Linked DNA regions of Homo sapiens: region 2 is linked to region 1. The links are chromatin contacts, found by Hi-C or POLR2A ChIA-PET in ENCODE. All regions are on one chromosome and are shown on one strand. The core of a region is the stretch at or near the end of the contact, and the rest is flanking DNA. Distances in the headings are between cores, read along the strand shown.

What was found. Hi-C counts contacts between places; a loop is a spot of excess contacts on that map. ChIA-PET counts read pairs that join two places held with the same protein, here RNA polymerase II (POLR2A). Pooled maps may share reads with other maps.
Region 2: a loop to region 1 is called in a map of HepG2, with 7 times the contacts of the local background. The contact joins two enhancer-like sites. A Hi-C loop is called at or near these places in 2 of 168 maps with a recorded cell type or tissue (HepG2 and PC-9) and 2 of 50 pooled maps. POLR2A ChIA-PET finds 5 or more read pairs at or near these places in 6 of 52 experiments (A549, Caco-2, HepG2 and 3 more).

What each region holds. Positions count from the first base shown.
Region 1 is chr12:75,765,662-75,768,188 of GRCh38, reverse strand. The region is part of intron 1 of LOC105369844 (a long non-coding RNA gene); the gene reads left to right. Among named protein-coding and RNA genes, the nearest start is that of KRR1, 260 kb to the right of the region's middle. Within about 2 kb of position 1,257, at least 4 of the 41 ENCODE cell types and tissues checked have a DNase peak (open chromatin) inside an H3K27ac peak, as active enhancers do.
Region 2 is chr12:75,665,848-75,668,374 of GRCh38, reverse strand. All of the region lies in intron 6 of LOC105369844 (a long non-coding RNA gene), which reads left to right. Among named protein-coding and RNA genes, the nearest start is that of KRR1, 160 kb to the right of the region's middle. Within about 2 kb of position 1,259, at least 2 of the 41 ENCODE cell types and tissues checked have a DNase peak (open chromatin) inside an H3K27ac peak, as active enhancers do.

The DNA of each region.
Region 1 (2,527 bases), core at 8-2,507:
GGCTGGGTCTGGGAGCCAAACTGACACGAGGCAAATTAGCAAGAGAAAAGCATGCATGTTTTACCTGAGTGTGGGGGCATCTCCACCAGAGTGTGAAGTCCCAAGAAATGGCCAAAGCTTTTATAATTTTTAGACAAAAATAAATTTGTGAAGAAATGACAGGACAAAGAAATCTGCCTGGGGTAGTAAATTCTAGAGGAGTCACTAGGAGGTATATACATGGAGTGTAAAGCTAGTGGCAGAGTTAATTAATTCAGTCCTGTTGCAGTGCCAAGTCTGGCTCCAATGTTAAGAACTATTCTTTTGTCCTGGTAGTGGGAAGGCACCTGTCTCAAAGAAATCTTTATGGCTTGCACCTGACAGGAAAAGACAGGTCAGCCTTTTCTTGAAACTACAATTTTCCAGTGTTTTCAGCTTGAAATAATCAATATGGCATATTTGGGTATAGTATGTCTTTTACTCCTTCATAGGAAAGAATCTCCATAATGATTTGGTAGTTTCAGCCAAAGAAGAGGAAATTGGGGTGCTAGTTAGATATATTTTTCTTAGCCTTATCACAAACTAGTTCTTTCATAATCTTCTAGTGTTTAAAAAGAAATACAGATCTGGGCCAGGCACGGTGGCTCACACCTGTAATCTCAGCACTTTGGGAGGCTAAGGCGGGCAGATCACTTGAGATCAGGAGTTCGAGACCAGCCTGGCCAACATGGCAAAATCCCGTCTCTACTAAAAATACAAAAATTAGCCAGGCGTGGTGGTGCATCCCAGCTACTCAGGAGGCTGAGGTAGGGGAATCACTTGAACCTGGGAGATGGAGGTTGCAGTGAGCCGAGATGGTACCACTGTACTCCAACCTGGGTGACAGAGTGAGAGTCTGTCTCAAAAAATAAATAAATAAATAAATAAATAATTTTAAAAAATAAAGAAATACAGATATCCAGTTTCCACACCCAATAATCTAAAATATGATCTGTTGGGGTGGGAATCTTCATTTTTTAACAAGTGTTGTCCTTATCATTCAGGTGGTTTAGACCTCACTGTTCCTTGAACAACACTTTGAGAAGCAATCCAGTAGAAATTTTGAAATATTGAAAATAGTTTCCTGACCTCCCTCTGACTTGGCTTCACAGGTCTGGTGACTTCAGGTTGGGAACCTCTGGAAGGGTGAATAATTGCCAACTCAATTCAGCTGTTCAGCCTTGGGCACTGCTTCAGTTGAAGCTCAAGAAGCTATGACTAAGTTGACCTTTTGTCATATCTCTTTTCCTCCCTGTTTATTTAAGTTACCATCTTAACTGGCTGCTGAAGTCAAAAGTGCTTTTGTTCTCTGCATGAATGGTTTGATTCACATCACACCAATATAGCTTCAAAGGGAGAAAAGTCTTTTACCTTTGGATAATCTTTCCCTCCCCCTACAAATGCCACAACTTGGCCAAAGGATTTTAAAGATTTTATGTTTTAACTATTTCAGACTCTTCAGGTTGCTTCTCTCTCCTTTTTCTTCTTGGAAGAAATAGGCCAAAAGAAATAACAACCACTTACAGGATTTTTAACAAAGGCGAATTCCTGCACTTAAGACAGCGATTCGCAAATTAGGAATTTAAAAAGAACAGATTACAGGAGCCACCTCCAGAGAGCCTGATTTGGGAGGTGTGGGATGGGGCTTGGGAAACTGTATTTTGATTCAGTGATTAGCTAGGTCTGTGAATCAACATTTTAGTGAATGAGTACCAGCAGATCACTTTCCCAAGTCTGGATGACCAAGAAGTGACAAATTCTAACTGAGAGTACTCCATTCTCTCCACTATCTCATGCTATGGTGATGATGGAAAGAAAAGGAAAGGAAGAAATCAAAGGCAGTCCAAGCTATCTGCTGTTTGTAGAACCTCATGTTCTGTCATTCACTTTTCCCCTTACCTCCTTGCTCATTTCATGTTTCAGCTGCCCTGGATTTCTTACACTACATGCATGATCACACATGATTGTCTTTTGTCTTCCTGCTTTTATACAAGCTGTTCTTTCAGCCTGGGATTCCTTTATGCCCAACTCCCTTTTCTCCCTGGTAAACTTCAAGACTCCATTCAAATATAACCTACTTTGTGAAGCTTCCCTAACACCCCAGGCTGAGTATATCCTTCCCTTCTCTGTACTCAATTAGATTTTTGTGCATGTAAGTATTGTGGTGCTGAGAAACTCATGTTCTACCGCCTGTAATTTATTTGAAATACTTCTTCATAGATGATATGATATGTATGTGTGTCAGTTAGTGACAAACTCTACATCCTACTGGCAGGTTGATAAAGTATCCTAAATAGGTACAATCTCAAAAAGTGATGAAGTGGCATTTCCAAGCTCCTATAGTCTACATTCTAGGAGAGTTATTATAACCTAATCACTTGGAAATACTATCTAAATTGAGATCAAGGGATAATAGAAGTATTTTTTCATAGGTGAAATGGATGGCATTCAGGATAATTATACTGCCCGGAAAGATAGTACAAACACCTCTGTCTTCTATGAATGGGTT
Region 2 (2,527 bases), core at 10-2,509, 100 kb after region 1:
CAGGTATGGTGGCGCATGCCTGTAGTCCCAGCTACTTAGGAGGCTGAGTGGGGAGAATCACTTGAACCCAAGAGGCGGAGGTTGCATTGAGCCAAGATTGTGCCATTGCACTCCAGCCTGGGCAACAAGAGTGAAACTCCATCTCAAAAAAAAAAAAAAAAAATGCTGCTTGAACTATAATACCAGGATTAAAATCACTTATTTAATTATTTAGTGTATTCAAACAATTATTGAGTATTTTCTAATGCCATTACAGACACAGACATTAGAGATACAGCAAGAAAAAAATTGAAAAAAGTAACTTTTCTTCTATTGGAGCTTGTATTAGGTTGGTGCAGAGGTAACTGTGGTTCTTGCCATGGAAAGTAGTGGGAAAAACTGCAATTACTTTGCACCAACCTAATATTTTAGTTAGGGGAGACTGATAATAAGCAAGTATGGCAGATAGTGATAAGTACTATAAAGAAAAATAAAGTGAGGAAGGGGATAAAATGATGAAGTGGGTACTATTAATATTTTGTACAGGATGATGAACTGGTATTTGAGCATGAACCTGAAGAAGTGAGAGATTAAGCTATGTGAATATCTGATAGAAGAGCGTTCCAGAAAGAGAGAAGAACAAATACAAAGGCTTTATAGAGGGAGCGTGATTGTGTTGGAGGAACGAGGAAACCAGCTGATGAGGAACCATTGAAAGTTCTCAGCAGAATAATACAGTCTGATAAATATTTCTAAAGGATCACTGCAGCTGTTGTATAATAAGTAGACTGTAGGAGGCAGGGATATAAGCAGAGAGACCAGTAAGTAAGCTACTGCACTATTCCAGGTTAGAGGTGATCAAGGTTTGAAGTAGAACCAATAGAATTTGTTGACTGATTGGATATGGGCTGTAAGAGAAAGATGATGTTACTATTATCTGAGATGGGAAAGACTTTGGGAGGAGCTGGTTCAGCAGGGGGAAAGATCAGTAATTTAGTTTTGGATATGCTAAGTTTGAGATGCCTATTGAACATTGAAATTGAGATGTCAAGTGGGAGGTTAGCACTATAGAGTTCAGGAGAGAGGTTGTGTTCTGAAAATATAGATTTGGGAGTCATCAGTATGTGGATAGTACCTAAGAAATCAATAACTGAATGAAGACAGAGAAGAGAAGGTCCTAGGGCTGAGCTCTGCAGCTCCACAGTGATGAGAAGGCCTCTTTCATCTGGAATGCTGCATCCTGTTTCACTGATTCTTTGGCAGAGCTACAAACCTTTTTTCTCCAGAATAGGACTCACCGCCTACTCAATCTGCTGAAGGGAGGCACTTTATCCTAGAAAAGCAGAAACAAAGTATGGTGAGAAGCAGCCTGATGTGTAATCCTTAACCGAGGGGATCTGTAAACACCTTTCTAAACTAAATTATGCAGAGTTTCTGTGAGATTTCTGTAGATCAGCATCAGGGTCTGGGGGCCCCTACAGGATGGTTGAAATGGAAATGAGCCCCGATCCGTCTTTTGGGGTCAAAGGGGTCATCCTGTCAGCTGAACTCCTTCCTCTTCACTTTTCACTGGTAGAATTTCAGAAAACTAAAAATTGTAGATAATAAAAAGGTTTAAAAGTAGCAATAAAACAATAAAAAAGAACAGTTAAATAAAGATAAAATGATACAAGAAACTAGGTTACATAAATGAACCCAACCCCTCCCTGCCACCAAAAAAAAAAAAAAAAAAAAAAAAAAAAGCAGAAGGCAGCAAGCAAACCATGAGGTAAGAACAACTAAGATAAAGGAAAATCTGAAACTAAAGGTCAGAGAGAATAAAAGAATAATCCAAACAAGCTAAAGTGATAGAAAAGAGAGTAAACAATGATTTCAAAGTCCAGGAGGTTAACTAGTCAATATTGACTAAATTAAAAATCAGTAGCACAAGTTCCAAAGATCAACTGAGAGAGTCTCTTTAGCTAAGGCCCAAAAGCCGCAAATAAGTTTTTTCTTCTGTGGCCTGGGATCCACGGGCAGCTGTCCCCTCAGCAGGTTAGGGGCCTGACTTTCACTCCGCACCTCTTCTCTCTGATTCTGGTATCTTCTCTCCTGGGTTCAGTTGCAGACAGGCTCCTGAGTCTCTACCACAGGAATGTCTGTGCTAGCCATCTTTCTCAGCTGTGACTCTACCCTCTGGCTGTTACTGATAGAGGAGAGGGAAGCACTTGGCCCAAGTTGGATCAATCAGAGTCTCTTTTTTGAAATCTGGATTTGTTATCAAGACTCACTCATTTAGGGATGGCCTCTTTAATCATAATATTAAATAATTAATATTTGTTGAAGATTTATGTGGTGAACATTGATCTTTATATGTGTTTTCCAACTAAATTTTTAAGAACCTTATGAAATCAGTATTATTATTGAAGAGGAAACTGAGGCCCAAGAGGTTAAATGACTTTCCCAGTGTCACACAGCCTGTAGATGGTAGAATTAGGATTTAAACTCACCTCTGTCTGACTCTGGAGCCTGTTCTTAGCCTCATGTAATAGTGCCTCTTTTGAAGAAA